Linked DNA regions of Homo sapiens: region 1 is linked to region 2. The links are chromatin loops, found by intact Hi-C in ENCODE. Cell type or tissue: ovary. All regions are shown on one strand. Each heading gives the region's core, and the rest is flanking DNA. Links, peaks and the distances in the headings are about the cores only. Region 1 overlaps ABCB9 (ATP binding cassette subfamily B member 9). Region 2 overlaps HIP1R (huntingtin interacting protein 1 related).

Region 1 (5,362 bases), core at 93-5,092, 92 kb before region 2:
CTCAAAAAATAAAAAATAGGCCGGGCACGGTGGCTCACACCTGTAATCTCAGCAAGGGGGGGCAGATCACCTGAGGTCAGGAGTTCGAGACCAGCCTGACCAACATGGAGAAACCCCGTCTCTACTAAAAATACAAAATTAGCTAGGTGTGGTGGCGCATGCCTGTAATCCCAGCTACTCGGGAGGCTGAGGCAGGAGAATCGCTTGAACCCAGGAGGCAGAGGTTGCTGTGAGTGGAGATCGCACCATTGCATCGCAGCCTGGGCAACAAGAGTGAAACTCCGTCTCAAAAAAAATAAAAAAAATACATAAAAAACAAATGGAGTCCTTTTTTTTTTTTTTGAGGCAGGGCCTCCCTCTGTCACCCAGGCTGGATGGAGTACAGTGGAGTGATCACAGCGACTTCAGCCTTGACCTCTCCAGCTCAAGTGATCCTCCCACCTCGGCCTCCCAAAGTGCTGGGATTGCAGGTGTGAGCTACCTTCTGTAGCCTAAGATTCTTTAATATGGATTTCATGGCAAACCAAATGTATAAACTTGGGCAAGTGACTTAATCTCTCTGAGCCTCAGTTTCCTCTTTTGTGTAAAGAATACATTTCCACAAATGGAAGGAATAATTGTACCAAACCTATAGGATTACTGGGTGGCCTTTGAGACTTAAGAAGGTAGGGGAGCAGATATCTGGGGTAAGTGGCTGGGTGTGGTGGCTCACACCTGTAATCCCAGCATTTTGGAAGGCCGAGGCGGGCAGATCACTTGAGGTCAAGAGTTCAAGACCAGCCTGGGCAACATGGTGAAACCCTGTCTCTAATAAAAATATAAAATTTAGGCCAGGTGCGATGGCTCATGCCTGTAATCCCAGCACTTTGGGAGGCCAAGGCAGGTGGATCACGAGGTCAGGAGTTCAAGATCAGCCAGGCCAACATGGTGAAACCCCATCTCTACTAAAAATACAAAAATTAGCCAGGTGCAATGGCAGGTGTCTGTAATCCCAGCTACTCGGGAGGCTGAGGCAGGACAATCACTTGAACCCAGGTGGCAGAGGTTACAGCGAGCTGAAATCGTGCCAATACACTCCAGCCTGGGCGACGGAGTGCGACTCCATCTCAAAATATATATATACATATATAAAATTTAGCCGGGTGTGATGGCGGTCACCTGTAATCTCAGCTACTTGGGAGGCTGAGGCATGAGAATCACTTGAACCCAGGAAGTGGAGGTTGCAGTGAGCTGAGATCATGCCACTGCACTCCAGCCTGGGTAACAGACTGAGACTCCATCTCAAAAAAAAAAAAAAATGTATGTGGTAAGAGCACTCCAGGCAGAAGGACTAGCCCATGCAAAGGTCCTGAGGCAGGAAGGTGCCCAGTTGTTCAAGAGCAGACACCAGTTAGCTGGAGCAGAGGGAGTGAGATGGGGCGGGGAGAAGACAAAGGTCTCTGCTAGCGGCTCAATCATGCAGGTCCTTGTGGGCTATTGTAAAGACTTTGGCTTTTACCATCTCACTGGATGAGAAGGGGGATTTGGACTGTTTTGAGCCAAGGAGCAACAAGATCTGAAGTTAGTTCCAACAGGATCCTGCCTTCTACTGTGTGGACAGGCTGATGTGAGCAAAGTTGAGAGCAGGCTACTGAGATAGTCCCAGTGAGGTTAATGACTTGGACCAGGGTTGGGGCAGTAGAGGCAGTGAAAGTGGTCAGGTTCTGGAAATGGTCTGAGTATTTGCTGGTGCATTGGAGAGTTTCACGTAATTCTTGTGCAGATTCAGCAAGAGAGTTTGCCGGCATGCTTTGCACAGCCCCTGGTACCCAGTAAGGCGATTATTAGCATTGGTGCTTGCTGGAATCAGATATTCCAGAATATTCTGTCACAGCTCATCGTTGCCCTCTTCTTTTCTGTGGGTAAACTGAGGCAGAAACTCAGGCTGGGTGGAACTCTGCAGCCTCAGCTGGAGACCTCGTCTGGCCAAGGACTGTGGGGACACAGGCCCTCTAGGCTGCCACCTCATGGTCCCAGCAGAGGGCACCAGAACTGCACAGAAAGTCTCACTACCCAAGTGTCTGAGCCAGGCCAGACTGTGCTAGCCAGACCTGCCCGGGGTTCATTCACTGACCTTTATTGAGCACCTACTGTATGCCCAGCCCCAAACCTGGCTCTGCTCATGGAAAGAACTTCAGTGGAAACAGGTCCTGGGATGAACAAGGGCCTGGCCTGGCCTGGTGATGCCACTATTTCCTTAAGAGGAGAGTGGACATTCCGGATTATTGTCGGGGGAGTCTCATTTCTGCTGCTGTAACAAAATACCACAGACTGGGTCATTTAGAAACCATAGAAACTGATTTCGTACTGTTCTAGAGGCTGGGAAGTCCCAGATCAAGGTGCCAGCAGGTTTGGTGTCGTGAGGGCCACTCTCTGCTTCCAAGATGGTCCCTCCTTGCTGTGTCCTCTGGAGGGGAAGACTGCTGTGTCCTCACGCTGCAGAAGGTGGAAGGGCGAGAGATGGCAAACCAGGCTTACAAGCCCTTTGAAAAGGGCCCTCATCCCATCCTGGAGAGCTCTGCCCTATCACATTGGCGATTATGTTTCAATATGTAAATTTTGGGAGATGCATTCAGACCACAGGAGGAAGGGAAAAGAAAGAGCCCCCAGGTTGAAAGCCAGTTTAGGTTTGAGTCCCAGCCTTTCCCCTTGCTGTGTGACCTGGAGTAAATTCCTCAGCCTCTGTGAGTCTCCCATTCCACCCCAGGATTGTTGTGAAAACACAGTAAGGCAAGCGGGTAAGAAAGCACCCAGCAAGGTGTCAAGTGCCCCACCAGGAGGGGTGGGGTGGCAATTTCCAGCATTGCTTGGAACCAGAATAGCAACGTCTTCTGAGGTTCCAGAATTTGGACTCTGAACCCATTGAGAAGAATGAAATCAACTTTGGCGTCAATCAGCCACTGATTGCCATGTGGCCTGGACGAGTCATCTCATTCAACTTCACTTTCAGCCGGACGCTGTGACTCAGGCCTGTAACCCCAGCACTTTGGGAAGCTGAGGTGGGTGGATCGCTTGAGCCCAGGAGTTAGAGACCAGCCTGGGCAACCTAGCGAAACCTCGTCTCTACAAAAAAATACAAAAAATTAGCTAGGCCTGGTGGCGTGTGCCTGTAGTCCCGGCTACTCAGGAGTCTGAGGTGGGAAGATCCACTGAGCCCAGGAGGTTGAGGCTGCACTCCAGCCTGGGCGACAGGAGTGAAACCCTGTCTCAAAAAGTTAAAAAAAAAAAAAAAAAGGAAAATATTTTAGAAAAAGAAAAACAAATTAATTTTTCTCATTTGTAAAATGGGGGTGATTCCAGGGCCTGCTCCAAAGGGAATGAAACAAAGTTCAGGAGCGGTGGCTCATACCTATAATCCCAGTACTTTGGGAGGCCAAGGTAGGAGGATTGCTTCAACCCAGGAGGTTGAGACCAGCTTGGGCCACATAGTGAGACCCCTGTCTCTACAAAAAAAAAAAAAAAAAAATTAGCCTGGCATGGTGGCACATGCCTGTATTCCCTACTCAGGAGGCTGAGACAGGAGGATCACCTGAGCCCAGGAGTTTGATGCTGCAGTGAGCTATGATTACACCACTGCACTCCAGCCCGGGGGACACAGCGAGACCCTGTCTCAAAAAACAAGAGAATGAAGCATCCTGCAGGAGCCCTGGCTCGATGCCTGGTAGCCACTATAAATAAAGAAGAACCAGCAGGCTGTGTGGATGCAAGGCCCAGTGCTCCCCTGTTCTCTGAGGAGGGGGGCATTAAGCACCCTGGGGCCCCACGATGGGCAGCAAGAGTTTGCCGAGGGAGGAAAGCCCACCGGTGGAGTGGGCAGAGGGGTTGGTGTGTGGACTTCTGGAGCCTCAGGAGGAAGGGTGCGGGTTCCCCTGGCTGCAGACGTCCCTGAGGCTGCCCTGCCTCCCCCAGGAGAGACCTTCCTGCCCTACTACACGGGCCGCGCCATTGATGGCATCGTCATCCAGAAAAGCATGGATCAGTTCAGCACGGCTGTCGTCATCGTGTGCCTGCTGGCCATTGGCAGGTAGCTGGCTCAACCCCCACGCCCTGCCCCGCACACCCCGACCTGCACCAGGGAGGGAAGGGAGGGCCTGTTCCTAAGGAAGACAGGGGCCAGGGAGGCCCTGGAAATGCCCCTGGTGGGCCTGTCCCTCAGCTGGTCACCCTGGGAACCGGCTTCCACACTGTCTTAGAGCACCCTAGAACCACACCCTCTGGTCCCTGAAAAGGGCTTCAGTCCTCAGGGTTCCCTGCTCACCCTCCCTGGCTGTTTTCCAAGTAGGAATCTGGTCCCAAACAGAACCGGCTTTGTCTGAGCTGTTCTGGAAGGAAGAGGGTCTGGCTGGCACATTTGGGTCTCTTGTCCCACAACTGTCCCCTTTGCCCTCACCTTGAGGGGGGCTCCCACTGGGAATGAGGGGGACCCCGCAGGGATGCCAGCCCTGGAGTGGGGCTGCGGTGGGGCTCCCAGGCCTGCCGGCAGCGGGAGGGGGCAGCCGGGTGTGGTCACTGGTCTGGAAGGACATCGTGCTATAATATCTCTTATCTGCAATTAGCTCATTTGCCGCAGGTATTCGGGGCGGCATTTTTACCCTCATATTTGCCAGACTGAACATTCGCCTTCGAAACTGTCTCTTCCGCTCACTGGTGTCCCAGGAGACAAGCTTCTTTGATGAGAACCGCACAGGTTGGTCCTTCCAGTGCCCTAGGTGTCCTGGGGGCTGGGCCCCACCCCTGTGGGCTTGCCTGGCACTGAGGAATGAAATGGGCGTGTGGGTGGTCTCAGCCCTCTGTCTTCTCCTCCTGCTGTTAGTTCAGGCTGGGAACACCCTGGGCTTGGCCTGTGTCCTGGGAGCTGGCTTGCTCACTGAGGTTTTGGTGTGGGCTGCGGCCTCTGTGGGGCCCAGGCCAGGCCACCCGAGGTCCCTGCAGGAGCCAAGGCCTTGCTTTCCATTGCCCCATGGAAACCACCAGGTCCAGGACTACCCACGCCTGTGGCCGACAGAGACCCTGCTCCCATGGGGGTCAGCAGGTGAGGGCCAGGGGCCACAACGGGGAAGACGATAGAATATCCACCAAGATCCAAGCTCTGAGAGACACCGGCCTGGGTCGAAGCCCTGGTTCCTCCACTCACGAACTTCACCTCTCTGATCCTCTGTTTTCTTGTCTGTAAAATGGGAACACGGATAGTAGCCACCCCATGGGGTCCTTACACAGCTCTTAGCACAATGTCCAACTTAGGTAAGAAGTGTCTGCGCTTTCCTGCCCGCCACCAGCCAGGTTGTTATTTCCCTAGAAGGGAAGAGGAGTTACCCCCTCTGCC
Region 2 (5,362 bases), core at 308-5,307:
TGCTGGCTCATTTTTGCTCCTCCTGACCTTGGCCAGTATTTGGTAGCCTTTCCAGAGCACAGGGTGAAAGGCTAAAGGGCTAGGGCTGGGGTGGGGGGAGCAGGAGGGCATGGCAGCTGCTGGCTCTGTCCTCCCAGCCTGGTCCCACCCCTCCTGCCGCTCTCCTTGGGCTCAAGGGACACACATTCGTTCAAATCTGACGGGCAAAGCCAGGGCCTAGCCCACTCTAGCCGCAGGGTCCCCTCCCTGAGGGCCCTGGTCCAGCACCTGGGTTTCTGGGCTTTTTCTGGCTGAGCTGGAGGGCCTAGGGCCAAGCCCACTCTCCGGAGGGCTGGAAACCACCCCTTCAGGTGGGCAGTGGGGCGCGGCCAGAACGGGGGAATGGAAAACAGGAAATGGGGGTGGCTGCAGATTCCAGCTGGAAATGGAAACTCACTCCAGGAGTGAAGGCAGCGCCCGGGCCGCTATGTCTCACCTCACTCCCCAGAAAGCGGCCCCTTCCAGCATCTGACCCCTCCTGGGGGGCTCCCATCACGGAGGCCCGAGGGCCAGGCCTGAGGAGTAATGGGCGACATTCCTCTAGCCCACACAGAGCCTGGTCTGCGGAGACCACGCAGCTGGAGGGCCTGGTAGAATCGGTGCCCCAGAAGGCCACAGACAGGATGCCTGACCCTCGTCCCATCAGCCGGCACGGGCTGTGTGCCTTCCATCCATCCACGACCTTCAGGAGTCCAGAAGGCAGGGAGCCCCACGCTGGCCCGGTTTCCCAGTGTGCTGACTACAAACGTAGGAAGAAGAGCTCTAGCTCGGAATATTAAAAACACTATTTTCTGAAGAGGAATATTAAAAACACTATTTTCTGAAGAGTTGAGGCTCAGGCCTACCGGGTCCTGGCTGCACCCCAAAGTTCCTTCTGCAGATAAATAAGAGACTCACATCCAGAAGCACCACCCACATGGCCCAGGACCCTGCAGGCTCAGTAAGGGCCAGGGGCCTTGAGGACATTGATCCAGACGGTGGGGCGGGAGGCTTGGGCACCAGGTGGAGGGGCAAGGCCTCTCGGTCCTGTCAGGGCAGTTGCAGAGGCCCAGGCCTGTCACCAGCCACCCTGCTGGACCCCTGGGGGGCCTAGTAGTTCACGAGTTGAGCTGGGTAGATGCCATCCTTTTTGTCAAGCTGCAGGGGTTAAAGGTGGGGGGTCAGTGGTCACAGCCAGGCACCTGGGGCCCCACCTCTCCCTTGAGCAAGCTCCTCCCTGCATGTTGTCAGTGGTCCCTGACTTCCCCAGGGACGTGCACCATGTGCCCCTCTAGGGCTGGGGACAGCACCCCCGTCCAGGAACTCCCCCATCCCAGTGCAGACGGCACCTGGTGGTCCTGTCTGGGGGCCACGCTGGGCTTCTGGGCCAGGGGTGGTTTCTTGGTGGTTACACTTCGGGGGGCAGTGCTGGGCCGGATGGCCACCTCCTCTCCAGGGCTGCCTGATGCCCCAGCCAGCACGTAGTGTTGCTTCCGCAACTCCCCCAGCCGCATGCGTTCAGCCTCCAGCGTCTTCTCCAGCTCCAGGACACGCACCTGTAGCCACACGGCCTGCTCAGCCCAGCCCAGCCTCCCCAGGGAGCTCTCTCCTGGGTCCAGGCTTCGCCCGAGGGATGAGCTCAGAGGTCACGGGGCAGCCATGGGCGCCTACCTGGGTCTCCATCTCCTGCTTCTTCAGCTTGATGAGGGACAGGCCGGAGAAATCCATGGTGTCTGTGGCCGGAGGACAAGGGGGTGAACATCTGGGCACCCACCCCCATTCAGCCTCGGGAGCCAGCAGCCCCCGTTGGCATCTGGCACTCACCTCTGTCCTCAATCTGCTCCTGGCCTGACTTGGTGGAGGCCACCACATTGGCAGCCCTCTCATTGACTGTGCGAGAACATTCCTGCAGGCGGCTCAGGTGGGGGCTGTGCTTGTTGGCCTTCACCTGAGGGGCGAGAGGTCAGGGTGGGCCCAGGTCTCCCAGCTCAGGGCAGCAGCAGGCCTGGGCTTGGCAGCCACAGCCCAGGCCAAGCTGGGCCCAGAGCCCAGTGTGCTGCTGTCGGCGTGCAAGCTCACCTTGGAGGCCGCCACCAGCTGGGCCGTGCTGGCTGCGATCTCGTGGGAGCAGACGATGAGCTCCTCATACTTGCCCGTGTGAAGCACCACCTTGTCAGCTGCCTCCCTGCGGGTCAAGGGCCAGTCAGGGCCAGGGTCTCTGACCCCACGGACGGCTGGCACCACTCCACACCCCCTCTACTCCCTGCACCCTGTTGAACCCCAAACTGCTCCAACTGGCAGGAAGCAGCCCCCTGCCCCCCCCCACCCAGGGCAACCTACACCAGCTGTGTGGCTCCCCAGCCCACAGCCTTGGAGGCCGAGATGAGGCCTTCGGTCCAGCGCGAGTTCTTGGCGTAAAATTCCTGCTGCGTGGCTGCCCCCTAGTGGCGACGGGAGAACAGGGCAGGACATGCCAGTCAAGGACACCAAAGGTGGAAAGTGGCCCTCAAGGGCCCTCTCCCCCTCACTCTGGCCATAGGGCGCATCCCTGAGGCCTCCCTGTGGTAGGGGGTGGAGGGTCTCATGCCCAGGGTGGCCTAGGCTGGGGGTCAGGCTCCTTGTGGACTGTGCCCTGCTGCCGCCGGCCCCTCACCCTGCCGCTCTCCACGATCTCCTTCTGCAGGCTAGTGGATGTCGTCACCAGGAGCCGGATAGCCTGCCGAGACCAAGACAGCAATGACTGGTGGCCCTCCAGGTGCAGACCCCCCCGGGTCACAGCCCCTCACCTTCATCAGGTCTGTGCAGGAGTTGAGGATCCTGGGGGAGAGAAGGAGAGACTTAGCTGCCGCTCTGCAGAGCAGCCCACACGACGCCATGGCGGGCCTGGCCACATCAGGGCTCAGCAGGTGGGGAGGGAGTGTCTGCTCTGAGCCAGGCCTTCCTTTCCCGTGAGCAGAACAGTTGGGGGCAGAACCTTAGGGGCCACGGGGAGCCCACCTCGGCTGGGCCTGGGGGGACAGAAGGGGGGCTCACCTCTCGTTCACCTCCAGCTTCACCCCCGAGCTGGCGTGGCGTGCCTGGTTCATCATGTCCTGCACCCAAGAACAGAGCCGTGAGCTGGCTGGGAGGAGGGGACCGTGGTCCTGGGAAAGCCAGGGCTGCCTCCTGCCCTCTCAGCTCTGACCTCACAGGCCCCTGGAAAACGCCATCTGTCCTCTGTCTGGAGGCTGAGAGCAGGAGTGGGTGCAGCCTGTACCCAGCCCAGTTGGGGCCTCCGGCCCCCAAAGCTCCACAGGAATGAGGGGAGTCCCCAGATCCCGTGCTCACCTCAATCCTCCGCACAGCATCTTCAATGGCTGCGGATGTGGCCGCCATCTCCTTGTCGACCACGGCCCCCAGCTCCTCCTGCCGCACATCTAGGCTCTTGGGTTTCAGTTCCTGGTGAGGATGGGAGTCAGACAGGGGTAGCCTCCGTCCCCCCCCGTCCCACGGGCAGCCTGGGAAAGAGGTTGGGGACCACAGGGATCGAGGAGGGTGCATGGTCCCCACCCTGTGTCCTGAGGCTGCAGGCTCCACGCACAAACACCTGTTCAGCCAACCCAGAGGTGGGTGCAGAGGTCAGAGGCAGGCCCAAGCCTCCCAAACCCACACTCAGCTGTGCCTCACCTGGCCCAGCTGAAGGATGCCCTGCAGGGGTGTCCGCACCAGGCTGGCCTGCATGTGCCGCAGAGCCTGCTGGTCCTGCAGCTGCCCCATGAGCTCCAGAGCCCGGGCCCCGCACTCCCTGCAGGTGTCTATGAGGCCTGGGGTGAGAAAGGACCGTGAGTGGAGCCCCCCCCACCGACAGGCTCCATAAGGACCCCCAGGGGAGACAAGCCAGTGAGGTGGACAGAACCTGCCATCCCAGGACCCACTTACGGTCGGCAGGGTCGGTGGGAGCCAGGTGCGAGGTGGCACCGCCATTGATGATGGTATCCGCAGCCAGGTGGGAGAAGCGGGTCAGAGCTGCCACCAGGGCGGAGGCGTCTGTGCGGGTGGGTGGGGCCAAGGTTGGGGGAGGATGACACTGAGACACTAGCACTGGGACCACCGTCGGTGGCCAGCTATCCCAGGAGGAGGAGGAAGAGGAAAGGAGGGCTCGGCAAGACAACGTCCAGGAGGCAGTGGGAACCACACCACAGTGTGTGTGGCCCCGGGCCCTTCAGTGCTCTGCCACCTGCAGACATATGGTGGCCCAGGCCCCAGAGGCAAAAGCCTATTTGTCCACAGGGCAGGGGTGGGTTCCTGGGAAGGAGCAGGCAGGGGGCATCTGCTTGGCTTCCCAGAGAGGTCCCTGCTGTCTGTAAACCTCCCAAAAGGCAAGAGGTGGCCATGGGCGCTGGAACTGGGACACAGCCCCCGCCTCCGCCCTGCCCTGGCTACACTCACCTGCCAAGGAGGTCAGGTACTGGGCGTGGCCCTCCTCCAGGGTGCTCACGGCATCCAAGGCCTCCTGGGCCCTGCTCACCAGGTAGTCTGCAAGCACGAGGAGAACTGAGGCCCCTGCCACCCGCTGCTCAGGGCTGGGGATGGGAAGGAGGCAGGGGAGCGGCTGAGTGTGGCCCCACTGTCTACCTGGGGAGCTGGTACAGCGCAGGTGCAGGGGGTCGTCCAGCTTGCTCACGGCATCCTGCAGGATGCCCGCGGCCTCGGCAGCAGCGCCCCGCAACACTGCGAACTGCTCGTCCAGCAGCCTCTGCCGCAGCCCCTGCTCCTGAGACTCCTGGCAATGGGGGTGAAGAGGACAGGTTAGAGATCCTCCCCAAGGCCAAGGATGTGCCCCAGCCCTGGAATGACCCATGGGCCACCAGTTGGAGCCCAGCTGAGACCCTCACTGGTCAGGGGGGTGGAGATTTCTAGAAAGAGGCTTCCCACACAGTGCACAGCTCAAGAATAAAAAGATAACCCAATTAAAACGTGAGCTCAAGGTCCTAAAAGACATTTCTCCAAAGATACACAAATGGCCAGGTAGCTCATGAAAAGATATGTAGCACCCTTTGCTATCAGGGAAACACAAATCAAGACCGTGAGAAACCACTCCACACCCACTAGGATGGCTAAAATAAAAAGAAGACAATAATAAGCATTGGCAAGGATGTGGAGAAACTGGAACATTCATGCGTTGCTGGTGGGAGTGTAAAATGGTGCAGCCACTTTGGAAAACAGTCTGGTAGTTTCTCAACAGGGTAACAGAGGTGAGACCCAGCAGTTCTACTGTGTTCCACACACATCAGCTATCTATCCAAGATAAGTGATGGCAGATGTTTACACAGAAACTTGTGCTCAAAGGCCCACAGCAGCACTA

Evidence for each region. Peaks named below come from ENCODE experiments on the same cell type or tissue, not always from the same donor. Only the 100,000 strongest peaks of a DNase experiment are listed, where the experiment ranks them.
Region 1: it touches region 2 in a loop (5-fold over the local background); 110 of 110 quality-filtered maps call a loop at or near these places.

Annotation. Positions count from the first base shown.
Region 1 is chr12:122,949,152-122,954,513 of GRCh38, reverse strand. ABCB9 (ATP binding cassette subfamily B member 9) reads left to right here. Exons shown (of 12, transcript NM_019625.4): 3 at 3,949-4,063; 4 at 4,596-4,726. Among named protein-coding and RNA genes, the nearest start is that of ABCB9, 15 kb to the left of the region's middle. In ovary, for the core only: a CTCF peak has its summit at 1,981 (motif pointing right); a DNase peak (open chromatin) is centred at 2,013.
Region 2 is chr12:122,857,520-122,862,881 of GRCh38, reverse strand. It overlaps HIP1R (huntingtin interacting protein 1 related), which reads right to left. Exons shown (of 32, transcript NM_003959.3): 19 at 4,633-4,780; 20 at 4,447-4,533; 21 at 3,937-4,044; 22 at 3,685-3,821; 23 at 3,346-3,456; 24 at 3,052-3,110; 25 at 2,805-2,835; 26 at 2,672-2,734; 27 at 2,359-2,459; 28 at 2,098-2,203; 29 at 1,843-1,966; 30 at 1,690-1,751; 31 at 1,368-1,574; 32 at 1-1,176. The coding sequence ends at 1,129. Among named protein-coding and RNA genes, the nearest start is that of HIP1R, 25 kb to the right of the region's middle. RefSeq lists a silencer at 2,106-2,400. In ovary, for the core only: a CTCF peak has its summit at 2,478 (motif pointing left); a DNase peak (open chromatin) is centred at 2,441; H3K27ac peaks cover 1,989 bases.